Linked DNA regions of Homo sapiens: region 2 is linked to region 1. A link is a loop called in an ENCODE intact Hi-C map of the cell type or tissue named here. Cell type or tissue: endothelial cell of umbilical vein. All regions are shown on one strand.

Region 1 (2,500 bases):
TGAAAAACGAGTGCTTCTCTAAGAGTTTGAGCCACAGTCTCAAATGTGACTCTCAGAAGCCAGTCTTGGGTCATTGCTACAATCCTGAACCTATCACTAACTGTAGCCAGGGAAGTGAGATATTCTGTTTGGTCAGGACTGGATCGTGTGTCCATGTGTTCACCTCAAGAGCTCAAGGGTAGGGTCACCCATGGCACATGAAATGAGGAAGTGGAGGTTCTCCAAAGGAAAATTGGGGTGCTCTTACCAGAAGAAGACTTGTTCATTAACACTATTTGTACCAAGACTCTGGGGCCAGAATACCTGCAGTGAAATCTCAGCTCTGTTGCTTTTCAGCTCTGGAAACTTGGGCAAGTTGACCTCTTCTGATGTCAGTTTTCCCCATCATCGAATGGGGATAATAATTGTAGCTACCTCATAGGGGTGTTGTGAATATTAACTGAATTAATGCACTATATATGATCCAATTAAAATACTGTCTGGTACCAGGTAAGCCCAATTAGAGGTTTTTATAGGTGTACCCACAGTTATTGCCTCATGCCCCCAATATTTTGTGTGTTACTCTTTATTCTTCTTGGCTGGATTGGAAGTTGCCTGAGGGCAGTGCCCATCTAGGCTTCCAGCTTCTCTTATACCCTTGAGGACAGGCTGATAGTGGCTGTGAGACCATGGCTGTGAGACCCTGGCAGCATCCTGGGCCCCCCACCACATCAGAAGTAGATAAGCCTGCCTGAGCCTCCTGGTCTGGGCCTGGAGCAAGCGGGACTCCCAATAGCCCCTTCCCCCTTGCTTTCCCAGATCCTCAGAACAGGAAGGTGGCAGAATCGTGTTTCAAAGTGGGACTTGAAGATGCTTGGCAGGAGACTCGTCCAGATGGAGGGGCAGTGGGGAAAAGCTTTATTGCCTTTAGGACTTCTGTGTCTCCCTTGCCTTACAACGTACCCAACATTCAATCCAGTGTCCTGGTGGTGGCAGATGTGGAAGCCGAGTCTGGAGATGTCAAGGGGCTTGGCCCAGGTCACACAGCCCGCCATAGTAGGGCTGCCCTTGGAGCTTCATTTCCCAACTGGAAGCCAAACCCTGTGCCGCCTCTGCTTGTGCAGATCCTAGAACCAGAGAAGAAGCGGGGCAAGTTGTCCTGTTTCTCTTCTCCCAACCTGACAAACATTCCTACCAGGGGTGACTTCTGTTCTGACTCATAAAGATATTTCTGAATAATAGCACTGGTCACTTTATCTCTGGAATGTATCCGGCTTTTAAAAAAACAAAAAACCAAAAAACTGGTGGCAGGGAAGTACCCTCTTCCTGCCCGCCCCCTCCCCCACCCCCACCAGGGCACTGATTCCACTCAGTCTCCTAGGGGCCTCGTGGGGGTGGCCAGAAAGGCCTCATTTGCATATGCTTTCTCACAAGTCTTGCCTACACTTCAATGTAACTCTAAATGTGTTCTAAGGAAATAAAAAGGTTTTGTTGTCATTGTTTGCTTCTTGTTTTTTATTAAATTGAGGGTAACATACATAAAGTAAAATGAAGAAAATGCTGTAATCCTAAGGGCAGAGCCTGTGGATGAACTTTAACATACCCACAGATGTGTAATACCCCACTCAGATAGAGATTGTTGTTTTAAAACTATGATTATGATTGCCTCTAGAGTGATATTTCTTGTCTTCATTTCTTCTCCATTGGCATATAGCCCATTCATGAAATGGGAATCATGTTGGGTGAAGGCTTATGTGTCACATCTGAGAAGACTTTAGCTGGGAGGGTTGCTCTTGGAATTTCAAGGAGGTTGTGTAAAGCCACAGGAGAGAAAGTCATACTTGCTTCTTCCCCAGGTGTGGATCCCTGTTCATCAGTGGGTATAGCCTTTTCTCTGCTCCACACCTGAGAGATACAATACATGCCTCAGTGGCTCGTGTATCATTGTGAGTGGCTTCGTGTATCAGTAAAGAGGGGAGATGTGGTTTGAAAAAGCTGTTCAGGCTATTCCATTGTTCACTTCCACAGTAGGTGAGGTGTAAGGCTCACTGATTTACCTTATTTCCTTCATTCTGAAACACGATCCCTCGTTAGATCCCTCATGTGCTTAATGGGATCTATACTGGTTATTCCCCATTTGCTGAGTGCCCCACTAGATGCGCTCTCTACCCTTCTTTGCCATTCTCTGTGCCCTGGGAGGCCAACCTTAGTGGACTACATTGATCAGCAGCCCCCTGCCATTTGGCCAGAGAAGGAGGTAGGAGGTGGGAGAGATGGTCTGGTATTTCTTGACCCCAACTCCTCCCTCCCTTTCAGCAGGCTATCTCTGGCAGTGGCTCCTTCCCTCTACCTGCTGGATGGCCCCTCTTTCATGGTCCCAAGCTCACTAGGCTCCAATAACATGATTGCCTCCTCTTTTCAACCCTAGGGATGGTCATCATTTCCTGCTGTTACTAGGCTCTAGGTGCCTCAAGTTCCCTCTTAACTCTGCCCATACCTCTATAAGGAATTTCTCCATTAA
Region 2 (2,500 bases), 410 kb before region 1:
TGTAGGCACAACAGCCTACATTGCTGAGGCAGTTGACAAGTTCCTTGACAAACTTGTGATGAATGTTTAAGTTCATATTATTATTGGTTAGACATTATTGTTTAAATTATTGCACCCAAGATTGTTTATTGTTTATAAATTGTCATAAAGGGAGGTTTCCAGAAGGATGCCTAGCCAGTATGTTTATAATTTGAAGTTAGGAGTGCCAACCCAAAATTGGAGTAGAATCTAAGAATATCATGATGGACTTTAAATAGGTAAATCTAGCGATACTGAAATATAATACAGATAAATTTAAAATTTCAAAATGGATTCTAAAATTTAGTTGTCCCAGTTAAGAAGAGGGATATGTAGCTTAGCAGTGGTAAATACATAAAAATGTTAGGGCTTTTAGTTAATAAGAAGCATAATAGGAGTCACTACTGATGAGGCTGCCAAAAAAGCTATTTTAACTTACAATGCCATTTATCAATAGAAGTTTAATACATAAATTAAGGCATGGATTTTTGTATTTGTTTCTGTGCTCTTTAGAACACACCTAGAATCTTATCTTGAGATCTGGGTGTTATCCTCTAAGAGAGCTATAGACAAACTGGTACATATTCAGAGAGGAGAGAGCCAAATGATGAAGGAAATTGAAACAAGTCAGATGAGGAATAGTGAAGGAGACTGGGATAGTAAGCCTGTCTAAGAGGTGACTCCTAGTGGGGTTGAAAGATAGGTCACGAGAACTGCCTTCAAATAATTGAAGGGCTGTGATATTACAGATAAATTAAACTTGTCCCATAAAGTTCTCAGAACCAGCAAATGGAATTTTCAGAGAGATATTAAATTTCAGTGTAAGGACACACTAAGGGTTAGAGCTAACTCTTGGAAATGAGTCACCTCTTCAAAGTTTTTCGTAAAGCTCTGAAATGGTTTGGATATGTGTCACCTCCAAATATCATGTTGAAATGTGACCTCCAGTGTTGGAGGTGAGCCTAGTGGGAAGTGTTTGGGTCATGGGGGTGGATCCCTCATGAATGGTGTGGTGCTGTCCTTGTGATAATGAAAGAGTTCTTGCTCTGACTTCATGTGAGATCTGGTTGTTTAAAAGAGCGTGGCACCTCCTCTTGCTCTCACTGCCACTCTCATCTTGTGATGTGCCTGCTCTCCCTTCACCTCCTGCCATGATTGTAAGCTTGCTGAGGTCTTTGCCAGAAGCAGATGCTGGCACCATGCTTCCTGTACAGCCTGCAGAACTGTGAGCCAATTAAACCTCTTTTTATAAATTATCCAGTCCTCGGTTAGTTCTTTATAGTGATGCAAAAATGGACGGACACAAACTCTATTGCTTGAACTTACTTTTTGTTGAGACTATCTCCTTCAAACTGGCGTTTCCACAAAGTTCTTGTCTGACTCTCACTTCCATACTTGGAGTTTCAGTCAGTAATCATTTAATGCAGCAACTGATAAGAATAATCTATCATTGGCAGAAAACCAGTCATTTACCTTTTTCTTTTTTTCTTTTTCAAGTTTCATTTTAGGTTCTGGGGTTACATGTGCAGGTTTGTTACGTGGGTAAATTGCATATCACTGGGGTTTGGTGTACAAAAGATTTAGTCACCTAGATAGTGAGCAAAGTACCCGATTGGTAGGTTTTTGACCATCACCCTCCTCTCACCCTCCACCCTCAAGTAGGCCCCAGTGTCTATTATTCCCCTCTTTGTGTCCATGTATACTCCAATGTTTAGCTTCCACTTACAAGTGAGAACATGTGGTATTTGGCTTTCTGTTCCTGGTTAGTTTGGTAGGATAATAGCCTCCAGCTACATCCATATTGCTGCAAAGGACATGATCTCATTCTTTTTTATGGCTGTGTAGTATTCCATGGTGTATATGTACCACATTTTCTTTTTTTCTTTTTTTTTTTTTGAGATGGAGTCTTACTCTGTTGCCCAGGCTGGAGTGCAGCGGCACAATCTCGGCTCACTGCAACCTCCACCCCCTGGATTCAAGCAATTCTCCTGCCTTAGCCTCCCAAGTAGCTGAGACTACAGGCATGCGCCACCATGCCCAGCCAATTTTTGTATTTTTTTGTTTAGTAGAGACGTGGTTTCGCCATGTTAACCAGGCTGGTCTCGAACTCCTCACCTCAGGTGATCCATCTGCCTCAGCCTCACAAAGTGCTGAGATTACAGGTGTGAGCCACTGCGCCTGGCCTATGTACATTTTCTTTATCAGATTCACTCTTGATGGGCATCTAGGATGATTCCAAGTCTTTGCTATTGTGAATAGTGCTGCAATGAACATATGAGTATATGTGTTTTTTTCATAGAATGATTTATATTCTTTTGGGTATATACACAGTAATGGGATTGCAGGGTTGAATGGTAGCTCTATTTTAAGTTCTTTGAGAAATCTCCAAACTGCTTTCCACAGTGGCTGAACTAGTTTATGTTCCCACCAACAGTGTGTAAGCATTTCCTTTTCTGTGCAGCCTCACCAGCATTTTGTTATT

What was found. A loop is a pair of places that touch in the nucleus more often than their neighbours do. Peaks named below come from ENCODE experiments on the same cell type or tissue, not always from the same donor. Only the 100,000 strongest peaks of a DNase experiment are listed, where the experiment ranks them.
Region 2: a loop joins it to region 1, with 11 times the contacts of the local background. A loop is called at or near these places in 8 of 110 quality-filtered maps.

The regions. Positions count from the first base shown.
Region 1 is chr2:28,386,028-28,388,527 of GRCh38, forward strand. FOSL2-AS1 (FOSL2 antisense RNA 1) reads right to left here. Exons shown (of 2, transcript NR_103831.1): 2 at 1-1,106. It overlaps LOC105374383 (a long non-coding RNA gene), which reads left to right. Exons shown (of 3, transcript XR_939876.3): 3 at 799-868. Among named protein-coding and RNA genes, the nearest start is that of FOSL2, 5.6 kb to the right of the region's middle. In endothelial cell of umbilical vein, no CTCF peak of the experiment used is centred here; DNase peaks (open chromatin) are centred at 1,424 and 1,534; H3K27ac peaks cover 1,424 bases.
Region 2 is chr2:27,977,132-27,979,631 of GRCh38, forward strand. The region is part of intron 3 of BABAM2 (BRISC and BRCA1 A complex member 2); the gene reads left to right. Among named protein-coding and RNA genes, the nearest start is that of MIR4263, 18 kb to the right of the region's middle. In endothelial cell of umbilical vein, no CTCF peak of the experiment used is centred here; a DNase peak (open chromatin) is centred at 960; H3K27ac peaks cover 1,447 bases.